3 separate regions of the Homo sapiens genome follow, and all the other regions are linked to region 2. The links are chromatin contacts, found by Hi-C or POLR2A ChIA-PET in ENCODE. All regions are on one chromosome and are shown on one strand. The core of a region is the stretch at or near the end of the contact, and the rest is flanking DNA. Distances in the headings are between cores, read along the strand shown.

Region 1 (4,680 bases), core at 2,080-4,579, 2.4 Mb before region 2:
TAGTTCCCCCTACATAGCCATCTCCTCCAACTTACTGCTTTTACTGTGCAAGAAAACCAGATAACTGTGGAATTACTGTTTTTGAATGAAAAGAATAAGGAGACATTAAATAGCCTGTTTTCTCTTGTGAATAAAGTATGACCGAATTTTAGTGCAAGAACTTTGTGACAGTTTTGCTAGCAAGATTTTTTGTTTGTTTGCTTTCTGGCTCATAGTTGTATTCTGGATGGTAAATGTTAGATATGACTTATGGATAAATGTGTGGTGGTGCGTATAGGAATCAGTTAGGTTACCTAATATGTACACTTAATTTATTTTAATTGCTCTAGTGGCAGCCTTTTTGTATATTAATAATAATCATGATTTCTGAATATTTCTGGAATATTACATAACAGGTGGTAAAATTTTTGTTTTAGTAAGACAGCATTTATTGGCTGTCTCTGTATTCATTTTATTTTACTGCATTTTGTGAGGACTTCAAAGAGGTGCATATAATTCAGGAGCCCTGAGTGGAAGAACAGCAACCTAGTTTGCAATGGGGTTTGATCTTTGCAAAATACAGTAGTCCCCCATTATCTGCAGTTTCACTTTTCACAGTTTCTATTACCTGCAGTCAACTGTGGTCTGAAAATAATAAGATATTTTGAGAGAGAGAGGCAGAGACCACATTCACATAACTTGTATATTGTATATTGTTATAGTTCTGTTTTATTATTATTGTTAATCTCTTACTGTGCCTAATTTATAAATTAAACTTTATCATAGGTATATATGTAATGGGAAAAACAGTACTGTATATATAGGGTTTGATACTGTCCATGGTTTCAGGCATCCACTGAAGGTCTTAGAATGTATCCCCTGTGGATAAGGGGGGACTACTGTATAAATTATAGAACTTAAAGATAAGATTGATATATTTATAATATTTTAATTAGCTTTGTTTTAAGGAGAAAAGCTATTTTAACATTGTATGCATTTCTTTTTATTTAGGTATTGGCTATAAAACTGCCAAATGTCTTGAAGCACTGGGTATCAATAGTGTGCGTGATCTCCAAACCTTTTCACCCAAAATTTTAGAAAAAGAATTAGGAATTTCAGTTGCTCAGCGTATCCAAAAGCTCAGTTTTGGAGAGGATAACTCCCCTGTGATACTCTCAGGACCACCTCAGGTACATGATGATACTTATTTTAATTAAGTACTGGTTATCACATTATTTGAGATAAAGATTTCTAGTTTTAGTACCATGTTCTTACTATTCTAGTTTGCTTAGTATGTGATCCCTTTCCTATTAGAAGGCTGATTTATTATTAATAGATTGGATTAATAAGTATTCTTAAATGGAATCTTAAGCATTGATATTTTGATATCTTAAGTTAGCTACTATGATTGAAGACAGTGCAACTTAATTTTAATAGCCTATAATGCATATATGAGGCAAAATATTTTAATCTGTTAAAAATCTTGTTTTCAGAGTAGTCCAGTGATTTAGCAAATGGGAAAGGTATAATCACCCAGTTAACATTGACTGATTTTTTTGCTATGGGACAAGCACTTTACTGAGTGCTTTAAATATGTTAGTCCATTTAATCTTCACAACAAAGCATCAAGGTAGGTAGTACTGTTGTTTGTCCATTCCTTCTTACTTCTCTTCTTTCCTTCCTTCCTTCCATTCTCTCTCTCTCAAGATGAGGATACCGTACTTTAGAAAGGTTAAATAACTTGTCCAAGGATAAACTTAGATTCAAGTCCTAGGTGATTAAGAACTCTTGCCATAATCATACAATAAAGCTTGGAGTTGGTACTAGAGCTTTAGAGTTTTCATAACTTTGAATTATTTTATATTAACTGTTTTATATTAACTGTTAATACAGTAATATTTTATATTAACTTTCTAGTGAGTACAATAGCTTGCAGATAAAAAACTGTTAATATAAAAGTGAACTAAATGGCTCAAACTAAGGACAAGAGGTAAGTTAGTGAAGAATGTATTGAATATTTATTTGACTGTACACTGATAATAATTAGATATAGTTATTTGAGTTTGTGCTAATCCTTATTTATGCTTCTTTGATAGTCCTTTAGTGAAGAAGATTCATTTAAAAAATGTTCATCTGAAGTTGAAGCTAAAAATAAGATTGAAGAACTACTTGCTAGTCTTTTAAACAGGTGATTTTCAATCCATTTTGCCAAGTCATCCTATGTATTCATTCTATATACGGTATGTGGAAAGAATATTTGATGTTCCATCTTGGAACTGACAGATTATCTGGAGACTAAACAATGTAAAAATAATTTATCATGGGATTTCTCTGCTTTATAAACTGTTGTAAAGATGGTAATAGGGGGTCTTACCTAAATTGAATTCATTGGTCTTAATTCTGTTAACACTGTGGTTATGCTATGGATCTAAAGCTGCAGATAGTTACCTAAAGGGGTTTTATGGATATTTCTAACATTTCTAGACTTATTCTGGTCTTCAGGTGAGAAGAAGAAGTTTTAATTTTTCCCTGTGGCAATTGCAAAGCCTCTGCCCTCAACCTAATAGTTAGTTGCATTTCATTAAGTTAGTACCATGCTAAATACAAATACATGCGAAATACAAAACCCGTGAAATTAACCATTTATCTGTGCCTCTGCTAATAGTTACTTGCATTTCATTAAGAAGAAAAAAATGCAAAGAGGAATAATACTGTCATAATTCTAAAACTCCTGATACAGGAACAACTATATAAATTTGTGATTGTTGAGGATAGGAAATTATTAAAGTAACAGTGATGGAAGAAGCAGAAGAACCCTTGTATCTCTTTTGCCTCAGACTGTAAAATAAAATGGAGTCGAAGGAAAGAATGGCTAGCTGGCGCTGTGTGTGAGTAGGGTGAGTGACTGCAGGTGTGTGCAGGGTTTCTGATCTGTATGTAAAGAGTATCAACTGGGGTTATAAATATATGAGTAGTACAAGATAAACTGAAAAGGAAATTTAATTTTGTGGTGCTCCTTGTCATTATACATGTATTTCTCAATATTCCATATTCCACAGATGAGTATTATCTGTTTTCGTCCCATTTCTTTGTTTCTCCTCTTCTTGTTAGAAATTTCTCAAATTGTGGTTTCAGGGCTCTAACAGTTTAGAGTAGGTGTGCTTCTCTAATGATTCTAGGAGGACTAACTGTATTTAGAGAAAATGGTTTTTGGTTGGTTCTAAGTCTGAGAAAACTGAAGAAGTGAAATTTCCTCCAACTTTGCTGTCGTGTGCAATGTGGCACTCAAATGTCTTGAGCAGAGCCATGCAGCTCATTGTTGGCTGCATGCAGCTGGGGCTGGCTGTATGACTGGCCTCCCGTGATATGACTCAGGCTGGGCCTGCGAGTATGCTAGTGAAACTGGGTCATTTGCTTCAGCTAAATAGAAGACTACCCTGAAATGCCTAACCTTTGGAGACAGTTCTTCACATAGAAAAACCACAAGAAGTATAAGTTTTACAGGTTCTCTTATTTGAAGAGTCAACCCAGAAGTGAGACCAGGTGCTCTAAACCTGTGACATACAAAACCTGTGAAATTAACCATTTGTCTGTATCTCTGCTTCCCGGCTCCTTTTCTCCCACACCACGGGCCCTTATTTCAGTGACTGAATTATAACACCATCTAAGTGACTTGCAAAAAAAAAAATTACAGGAGTGTGTGTGTGTGTGTGTGTGTGTGTGTGTGTGTATTTGTGTATAATTAGTTTTGTTTTCTCTAGAGTATGTTATGATTAATACTATAGGTATGTAAGAAATGTAAAACCGTATTATTTTTAATCCATCCTCTAGGCACTAGTTTAAGATTGCTTACGATACAGCCTTTTTCTAATGTGTCTTAATTAGCATATCATACTCTTTGAATTGCATAATTAATATAACACGTTTAACTGGAAGATATTTAAACTAGTAACCATTTAAGGTATTTTATCCTAGTTAAGCAGCCATCGAGAAGTTTTGTCACAAAGCAGTAAGAGATAGAAAAAATTATTTACTACAGAACTATTTAATTTTTTATGTTTTTGCGATAGGGTCTTGCTCTGTCACCCAGGCTGGATGGCAGTAGTGCAGTTAGGGCTCACTGCAGCCTCAGCCTCCTGGGCTCAAGCAATCCTCCCACCTCAACCGCCAGAATAGCTGGGAAGGCACCTGCCATCAAGCCTAGCTAATTTTTAAATTTTTGTAGATGAGGTCTTGCTATGTTGCCCAGGCTGGTCTTGAACTCCTGGGCTCAAGTGATCCTCCCACCTCAACTTCCCAAAGTGTTGGGATTACAGGTACGAGGCACCGTGCCTGGCCCAGAACTATTTTTTTCAGATCAGAATCTTCAAGTTGAGTGTGTTTAACAATGTGCAATACTTGCATTTTATGTTTGAGATTTGGTTTTATATGCATTGCCATGTGTATAAAAAGGGAAATGTTATCCTTTAATGACATTTTTTCCAGTACTACTTAAGTGAATTTGTCATATCACTAAAACCTTTGTTTCAACACCAAAACCAAGACATTTGCATGAAACTCTTCTAAAAAATGCATGTACTCATATTGTATATTAATTATATACTAAATATAGTATATGCTCTTTTAAGATATTGCTCTAATAAGCTATCATATAATGGTAATAGTGATTACTCTTTAACAAAAGTAATGTCATTTTGTAAA
Region 2 (4,645 bases), core at 1,581-4,080:
GGGTATCTGGGGGATTAGTTTCAGGACCTCCAGCAAGACACTAAATCACAGATGCTCAAGGGCCTAATAGAAAATGACATGGTATCTGCACATAACCTACGACCATTCTCCCATATACTTTAAATCATCTCTAGATTACTTATAATGCCTAAGGTAAATGCTATGTAAATAGTTGTTATACTGTATTGTTTAGAAAATAATGACAAGAAAAAAGTGTGTACATGATCAGCACAAATGCAATTTTTTTTCTCCAAATATTTTCTATCCACATTTGGTTCAATCCATGGATACAGAGGGCTGACTGTCCTTAATGCCAATGAATTATACTCTTACAAATGGCTAAATGGTCAATTTTATGTTATATATATTTTATCATAAGCCACTAAAGATTCTTACACAGGAGAACAATCTATGTATCATTTTAGTAAAATTTAGACTGAGAGTGCATAAAGCATAGAGGTTAAAAAAAAAGAAAAAAGGTTTAAAATAGGGTTGGAAAGGAAATGAAATAGGTGCTGGAGAAACTATGCCCTCAGTCTAAACTGGGACAGCATTAACTTTGATCTAAGAGGATTCTTACAAGATTTTACTGAATACAGTTGTTTCTGAGTCTAATACTGACCCGTCATATACATAATTCTGGGGTTCTATTGACAATGAGTTTAGACAGGATGTATTAATGGCCAATAAGTTCGAGGAATATTAAAGGTAAATACAATAATCTTACCAGATTTGTAAACGTAATATAAATATGCTTTTGAACTTACTCTAAATCCAAACATTAATTTTCCCTCGGTTTTTACAAAGAAAAAAAATTTTAATTCCACTAAAATACCTTTTTAAATGTAACAGTTCCTTACCAATCAATGTCTGCAGTTATGCTTATGCTTAAGTGACACCACACTGATAGAAAAAACCTTCCTTCGCAGCAATGTTTCCCCAGTTTTCTCACTTCAATCAATATTTATTTATTATTTTATTATCTCTCCCACTGCTATGGTAAGGGAGAAAAACAATATATCATTGAGGGACAAAAATATAAAAGCTTCGACGGGCCAGAATTAGAATAAGTGAACTAAAAGTGAGGTGAGGTTCCTTATTGAAATCCTATCTTCCCTTTTCTACTGTGGCCTAGATACTTAATGTACTACAGGTATTCCCCTATTATTAAGAATACAGACATCACAAAATTGCTAAAAATGAGAAGACACATTTATAGAATTCTAACATTCCTTTTAGGTGTTTTATATATATGACATCACTTATCCTTTTAAATTTAGTAAATGCAAAATTCCGTATATCATATGGGTACTCTAGCCCACCATATGAAATGCAAGGTACTATCCTTTTTCAATTCAGTGTAAGAGAGACTGGTCCAAAAATAAGTCTTAACTTGTTTTCATATCTATCTGCATCCATTCCCTAAAACGATATAATCCTAATGCCACCATTTATATACTCAACATTTAGTGAACCATCTAGTAGAAACTTTGTTTTTTGCTCTGAAATTCAAAATGGAATTTTGTGTTTATACAGTTATTTGGACAAGAAAGTGTGTTACATAAACAGTGATACCAGCAGTAGACTGCTCCAAGTTAGATGTATAAATAACGCCAAGGGGTCAAGGAAAATAAAGCGGAAACCTCTCATACTTCTAACTAAATACTATCGACATACACAAGGAGAGATCTGTGAAACACACACACACGCTGAAATCTTGGTTCTCAACGCCGAGTTCCAACATGTCATTCTTACAAAGGAACTTTACTACACATCCACTATAAAAGGTCCACCTTTTCTACGACCTATAATTTTGTTGATATTTACCAAAGACAGTTAACATTTTTCAAGATCCCTGTCCTCTTAAGTGAAAAAACAGAGCCGGGTCAAACTAAGACATCCGGCCAACTGTCCACCTGAAATATATTATATATGTACTGTCGTGTGTGACCAGTTGCAATCGCATACATAGGGGAGCCTAAGCTACAAGTTAGTGGCCGAACGAGGAAGAAAAAAGTTCAAATAATTTAAAAAGCACCCTAACCCAACGTTAACTTAGTTCGAAATGCATTAGCAGAAATTCAGGACTCAGAGCTACGCATATTAGTTAGATCGCCCCATCTGAATCTTCAAAGGCTTTAGAGAGATGTAGGTGGTGAAGAGAAACAAAGTGTTCGGTAAATTAAGCTTTTGGAGCTCTGGAGATGCAAATGACAGCTGGCTCTGCAGAAAGAAGGGGTCAGGCTCAGGCAAGGGTGGCTGCGGAGACTCCCACAGGCTGGAAGGAATAGGGGCGGGCCACCCCCAAAACCAGTTTGTCAAAGAATTGAAAAGGAGCAGGTGAGAAATCTCCTGAGCTGGAGAAGCCGGCCAGCCAGGCCCCCGAGCCCGTCTAGGAACCCCTGTGCATAAATGGGGGTTCACACCCGAGAAACGAGGCCTAATTCCGGCAGCTCCTGGGGCTGCGGCGACTGCCGGACACTCCGGGGCAGCAGACGGCTAGGAAACCAGGGCCAACAAAGAGTGAAAGGAAAGCAAGGAAGGACAGACGGGGACCCACAGAGCTCGAGCCTGGCCTCACCCTCTCATGGTGAACTTGACCACGGCGAGTCTGGAGCCCGCGCCGCTCAGCTCTGGCTGGAAATCCGGGTCGCTCCCGACGGGCTTCACCCCCACCATCCTCACAGAGAGCCCGGCAGGGTGGCCGCGACGCCACTGGCTTTGAAACTGAAGGAGAAGACGATCTGGGAGAGGAAGGAGAGATGCTCAGGAAGGCCGAGGCCTGGACAGAAGAGGTGGCGACCGCCGAGTCTTCTCCCGGGACTCTCAGTGCCGAGTCACGCCAGGGAGCGGAGCGGCCGAGGGGGCGGGGAGGGATGGGGGAGGGGAGAGGAGGAGGATGGGAAGGCGTGCGGCACCCAGCAGCCACCGCGCGGCAGGGCCCCCGGCGTGACGTCATTTCCGCGTCGTCCGGTTTGGCCTTCAGCGCCCAATCCCAAAACGCGAAGCGTAGTCCCACCCTCGACTGAGTAGCCTCGCGCTAACTTGAGCGGCGCAGGCGCAGAGGAGACGTGTAGAGGTCACGTGCGCAGGCGCAGACTGAGACTCAAAAGTTGGCATATGCATCCGCGTTTCCCAGATCTGAGGCTTTTACGGAGGAGGTTTCTGATTTGTAACAGTAGAGAGGAAACTCGTTTTACCCCGGGGTTCTTAGCTGCTGTCCAGGGCACCCACTGGAAGTACTTTGAAGATGCTCCTGTACTGTATTCGGGGCAGGTCTACATACAAGACAAAATAACGTTTAGGAATATTTATTAACAGACTTAATTACATATGGGGCGCTTTCTGTGCAGTCATTCAGAAAGTATCGTGCACCTGTCTTTAGGTTTTGACCAAAAAGATGAAGACACTATCCCTCCTTTAGGAAGTTCACGGTCTAGTGACCGACGCAAACAATAATTTGAATAGGAAGCGGTGGAGACTAACGAGATGGAAGGGTGGGGCAGGGTAAACTTGCTAGGAATCTGACTCCTGGATTGAATCTTTAAAGAGAAGCAGGGGTTAGATGGATGGTGAGAGGTAATATTCCAGGCAAGGGGACCACCAGGTGCAAATGCATGAGTTGAGAGGGTGGATAAGAAGAATAGCTAATATTTACCACATGATGTACCAGGCAAGACATAAGTTCTTTATATGTGTACTAGTTCATTTAATCCCTGTGAAGTAGGTTCTGTGATTTCAAGTCAAGGCAGGCTAACGCCAGTGTACTCTTTTAAATATTAGGCTAGGTGGCAAATTATCTGTCTTTGGATTTAGCTGGGGAGATGAAATTGGAGGGAAGGCCAAGGTCAGATAATGACTAGCTAAGGAATTTGGATTTTGTCGGGAAGAGAATGGAAAAATCATTTCAGGGCAATTTTGCAATTACAAGTGTGGTGAAACTCCCGTCTCTACCAAAAATACAAAAAAGTAGCCGGGCGTCATGGCGCGCACATGTGGTCCCAGCTACTCGGGAGGCCGAGGTGGGAGGATTCCTTGAGCTGGGGAGGTCAAGGCTGCAGGGAGCCATGATTGCGCCACTGCACTCCAGCCTGGGCAACAGAGCCAGACCCTGTCTCAAAAAAAAAAAAAAAAGGAAAAAGAAAAAGTGTCTTCAGAAAAGCCCTCAGGTAGCATCAAGGAGGATGGAAGGCAGTGAGATCCATTTAGGAGGATACTGTGGTGATCCAGGAACTAAATTAGGAAAGCATCTGCAGTGGAAATGAAGAGGAAAGAACATGTTTGAGAAACAATTATTGGTCCAATTTAGTGAGATGACAGAGGAATTTAAAATAACTCAAAACATTTCAATCGTGTAGCTTTTTAAAAATGAGTTAAAATGCCTGTAGGACATCCAAGTGAGAGATATAGTAGATCGTGAGAGGGATGAGCCTGGAACTAAAGAAAAAGGACTAGGACGACGTTACAGATTTGAGAGTCATCAGATTGGGTGATAGTTGAAGCCCAGGACATGTGAAAAGAGAAAGCTAAAGGTGTTGCAGAAACATATTAAAATAATTAATTCTTAACTGAACCCAGCCACACCAGAGGCACAGTAATTACATTCCTTTTTCATGTGGTATCAGCACATTGTAATGGTTTTAAT
Region 3 (4,378 bases), core at 1,812-4,311, 2.0 Mb after region 2:
CATGATGCCTAGCTACTATTACAAAGTTGAAATCGAAATGAGAAAATTTCCCTAATCCTTTGGAAGATGGTGGCAAGAATGGGCTGCAGGGGATGTGCTGAGCCTGTGTCTGTGGGTCACCTGAGTGGCTCCTACAGAGGCTGAGTCAGAGAGGTCACAAAGTGGGCTGAGCATGGAATAAGGGATGGCAGACAATGAATGCCTTTTTTTTTTTTTTAGACAGAGTCTTGCCCTGTTGCCCACACTGGACTGCAGTGGCACAATCTCAGCTCACTGCAACCTCCGCCCCCTGGGTTCAAGTGATTCTCCTGCCTCAGCCTCCCAAGTAGCTGGGAATACAGGCGCGTGCCACCACGCCTGGCTAATTTTTTTTGGTGTATCTTTAGTAGAGATGGGGTTTCACCATGTTGGCCAGGCTGGTCTTGAACTCCTGACCTCGTGATCTGCCCGCCTCAGCCTCCCAAAGTGTTGGGATTACAGGTGTGAGCCACCACGCTCGGCCATGAATGCCATTTAAGCCACATAACTCCTGCTTCCTTTCCCTCCATTGTATACAGATCCAAGGACCAGCAGGTTTTCTCCTGCACTGAGTCTTTTAAACCCTGTCCAACTGTGAAATAATATATCATTCTGGCGTTTTTTTTTTTTTTAGTTGGAGTACCATCTATAGTTAAACTGTATAAAGGAAAAAAATCCTATGAGTCAGTTTCCAGACCTATGAGTGCTTTGAAGATTACATCAATGGAGTTCCATATATTGAAACCACAAGCTTCCTGCCAATTGTCTGGATTTACAAAGATCTATTTCACTTTGAACTAATGAGGAAGAACTCCCAAGGCTATTATCTATAGACATGCATGAACTTTTAAGGGACATTTAAAAGCCAGATCTTTACCCCCAATTTTTCTCCTATCTTTATATAAACATAACGGTTAATATAGAAAAGAAAGCTGAATTACTATTTACATTGTTCCCAAAATTGATGTAGCAGTTTTAAGAGTACTAATATACAATGCACATACTTCTCCCTGACGCTATATAACACTATTAGGTACTATTATTTTCCACTTTTTACAGGTGTGGAAACTGAAGCTCAGAGAGGTTAAGTAGATCACCTAAGTTCCACCACTAGACTAGTAAGTGGCAGCAACATCAAGTTTCCAATTCAGGACTAACTTTAAAGGTCACATTCTACTATACCATTATGCCCATAAGAGAACCACAGGAGTGAAATTATGTCATAGAAATATTAACATTTGATTGAGGAGAGAAAAAGACCAGTCAAAAAAGGTAATGTCAGTTTGGGTAGAGGATGGAGGGTGGCGGGTAGTGACTGGATAGGGTATAAAATTGCTAGGTGGAAAAAAAGGTTGGGAGTAGGGTAAAACGAGGGAGGCAGTCACTTGGGAAGCCAGGGTGGGGGCGTACAACTCGAGGTCAAAACAGTGCCCAGCTGAGCTATATTGGCTAAGAGTAAATAACACTGGCACCCATTTAACTCGTATGCACACGAGAGGTTGCATAAGCAACGCTTTGTACATGGCAGACTTTTCTAAGAAGTCTAAATTTAGAAGACCTCTGTTGAATTTAAATTAAAAGGCAGGATTCCAGTAAAGACTAGAAGATTTTATTTCCATAATTGGCACATGCAGGTAACAGATCCTCAGAAAATATTTGTACAGTAATTGAGGACAAAACAGGAAGGCACCTGAAGCGGTTGGGAAAGGCTTGCCAAGTCAAACTGAGTATGAAACGGCACTTGTATGTGTAAGGGTAATAGCATTTACTGAGTCATCTACGATGTGCCAGTTACCGAGTTAAGTGCTTCACATACATCAACTCCTTTAATTCTGGCAACAACTCTATATAAACTGTATTGTCAGTCCTGTGTTAATAGATGAGGCAGAGAAATTAAGAAACTTATTCAAGCTCCTAACACTTGAATCGAGCAGATCTTTCATGCTCTTAGCCATCTCACTGCAGTCTGAATTCTTAACTTATGCTAGAGTGAAGTTTAATGACTGCTTGTGCTAGAATGTGGTGGAGACTGTATGGCGCACCTACCTCGCCAACATGTATAAGAATATAGGTATCCAAATTACTGGTCAGAAAATCCTGCGGCCTTGGGTGATGAAAAGCTAATGGCAACAGAAATTGGGCCAGGAAGCCTCGTGTAGGGAACTACCTGACTGGTCACATTTCGTAAGTTACTTCCTTTTTGTCCCAAACGAAGCCATAGTTTTCAAAGGGATAATGGCCTTGGATGTTGCTAAGATTGGCAGAGAGAGCTCAGGTGTCGTCCATTCCGGATCATTCCAGGGAAAGGCATCCTCTACAGGGTTGCCTGCTTTGATGACGGAGATTGCGGGCGGCAGTCTGACGCGGTGTAAACCAGATGATTCCTGCTAAAAACAATCATTTCCAAGATCTGATTAGCCCTAAATATGCCACAGCTCAGTTTGCAAAGTAGTAATTGTTTAAAAGTCTAGGCAAAGATTTTGGCCAATTCCAACTCAAGTATCCGGATCTCCAGCACTACTTCCCTCTAGCAATGCCATACACATCTAACCCTAAAACGAGGAAGCGTCCGCTGAGGTTGCCCACTGCAGGATGCTGGTGTGTCGCCGGGCACATGAAAGTCCCTGAGTCAGGGGAGAGCGCTCGCCGGGGACTGCGGGCGGGAGCCGGCGACTGAGAACCGCTTGCCCCGCTCTCTGGCGTGAGTACGCAGGCCTCCTCCCACGGTCTCAGGAAGCCCAGACGCCGCAGGCTTCCCCGCCGTAGAGGAGCTGCCGGGGCGTAATTCCTCCACCGCTTCCTCCTCCAGCTGCACCCACCCGTCCTTTCCTGCTCGGGAGGGCTGGGTTTGAAGCGCGCGCCACGGCCAGCCCGGGACCGCGGGGGAGGGCGAGGGAGGCGCGCAGCCGCACGCACGCAGTAGGCAGCCCCGCCCCGCCCCTCGAGGCCCAAGGTCCCGCCCCTCGAGGCTCCGTGCCCCGCCCCCCGGGTGCCCCGCCCCTTTGCGCGGCTGGCGCGGCCAGCAGGCCAGGCTCCCCTCGGCAAACCTGTCTAATTGGGGCGGGGAGCGGAGCTTCCTCCTCTGAGGGCCGTGCCGCGCTGCCAGATTTGTTCTTCCGCCCCTGCCTCCGCGGCTCGGAGGCGAGCGGAAGGTGCCCCGGGGCCGAGGCCCGTGACGGGGCGGGCGGGAGCCCCGGCAGTCCGGGGTCGCCGGCGAGGGCCATGTCGCTGTTGGGGGACCCGCTACAGGCCCTGCCGCCCTCGGCCGCCCCCACGGGGCCGCTGCTCGCCCCTCCGGCCGGCGCGACCCTCAACCGCCTGCGGGAGCCGCTGCTGCGGAGGCTCAGCGAGCTCCTGGATCAGGCGCCCGAGGGCCGGGGCTGGAGGAGACTGGCGGAGCTGGCGGGGAGTCGCGGGCGCCTCCGCCTCAGGTGAGCTCAGGGCCGCGGCAGGCCGGGCGCGCGGGTCGAGCGGGGTGGGCTGCGGTGGGGAGGTGGGGGCGCTGTCGGTGGGGCTGAGCGCGGCGGGGGCCGCCGGCGTGAGTGAGCGGAGGTGGGGAGGACTTCGGTCATTGAGGCGGAGCGGAACTCAGCAGCTCCCCGGAACGCCTGGGGTTTGAGAGCGGGGCCCAGGGCTCTGGAGGGTGGAGGCAAAAGTGGCCCAGCGGCTGCCTCGCTCCCTGTTCCCACCCCCGCCCCTGGTGAAAGGGAGAAGTCGAGGTTGACCCCGGAGGATAGTGAGAGAAGGAAAGCTGTCAGGGGACCCCTAGGATGGGGCAGTCATCCAGAGGACTTAAAATGCAAAAGAAAGGGATGTGGACACTGCTCTGGGAGACCTAAGGAAGGCTGGGAAGAAGCGCAGGCGAGGTGATGAATGCAGAGGGTGGGGTGCAGGAATTCATGAACATTTTGCAAGGTATTGGGAAAGACTGACGCCGAACTCATCATCTCCCTCCATCAAACCAGGTTACCACGTTCTCTTCTTGACTTCACCATGAACATGAAACTCGAAGTAAAACTATTTTCCTTGTTAGGTTTGGAATGGCTGTATTAGGGTTCCTGAAGTTTTGGTCTCGAGACTCCTTTACCCTCTTAAGAATTATTGAGGACCCCAGAGAGCTCTTATGTGGGTTAGAGATAATACATACATGTAATACATACTGATATTTACCACCTTTGAAATTAAAGCTAAGACATTTAAAAAATATTAATTTATTTAAAAAGAATAACCCATTATATGGTAACAGAAATAATACTTTCGTGGAAAAACAAATTTTCCAAAACAAAAAAGTCTATTAGAGAAGTGGCATTGGTTTTCATTTTGAAGATCTCTTTAATGTCTTGGCTTAATCACAGAGCTG

The links. A loop is a pair of places that touch in the nucleus more often than their neighbours do. ChIA-PET counts read pairs that join two places held with the same protein, here RNA polymerase II (POLR2A). Pooled maps may share reads with other maps.
Region 1: a loop to region 2 is called in a pooled map, with 5 times the contacts of the local background. The contact joins the enhancer-like site here to the promoter of TXNL1 in region 2. A Hi-C loop is called at or near these places in 3 of 50 pooled maps. POLR2A ChIA-PET finds 5 or more read pairs at or near these places in 2 of 52 experiments (activated CD4-positive, alpha-beta memory T cell and activated T-cell).
Region 3: a loop to region 2 is called in a pooled map, with 8 times the contacts of the local background. The contact joins the promoter of MALT1 here to the promoter of TXNL1 in region 2. A Hi-C loop is called at or near these places in 1 of 37 single-sample maps with no recorded cell type and 6 of 50 pooled maps. POLR2A ChIA-PET finds 5 or more read pairs at or near these places in 1 of 52 experiments (T-cell).

What each region holds. Positions count from the first base shown.
Region 1 is chr18:54,281,847-54,286,526 of GRCh38, forward strand. It overlaps POLI (DNA polymerase iota), which reads left to right. Exons shown (of 10, transcript NM_007195.3): 6 at 991-1,169; 7 at 2,076-2,167. Among named protein-coding and RNA genes, the nearest start is that of POLI, 15 kb to the left of the region's middle. RefSeq lists an enhancer at 3,364-3,553. Within about 2 kb of position 3,330, at least 4 of the 41 ENCODE cell types and tissues checked have a DNase peak (open chromatin) inside an H3K27ac peak, as active enhancers do.
Region 2 is chr18:56,635,762-56,640,406 of GRCh38, forward strand. TXNL1 (thioredoxin like 1) reads right to left here and starts at 2,831. Exons shown (of 8, transcript NM_004786.3): 1 at 2,582-2,831. The coding sequence starts at 2,679. RefSeq lists enhancers at 1,883-2,868, 2,650-2,709, 2,869-3,853 and a silencer at 2,860-3,069.
Region 3 is chr18:58,668,404-58,672,781 of GRCh38, forward strand. MALT1 (MALT1 paracaspase) reads left to right here and starts at 3,062. Exons shown (of 17, transcript NM_006785.4): 1 at 3,062-3,449. The coding sequence starts at 3,241. It overlaps MALT1-AS1 (MALT1 antisense RNA 1), which reads right to left and starts at 3,470. Exons shown (of 2, transcript NR_164150.1): 1 at 3,066-3,470; 2 at 1,606-2,405. It overlaps LOC105372146 (a long non-coding RNA gene), which reads right to left. Exons shown (of 4, transcript XR_935537.3): 4 at 4,210-4,378. It overlaps LINC03110 (long intergenic non-protein coding RNA 3110), which reads left to right. Exons shown (of 4, transcript NR_187442.1): 4 at 653-945. RefSeq lists an enhancer at 2,381-2,640 and a silencer at 2,801-3,590.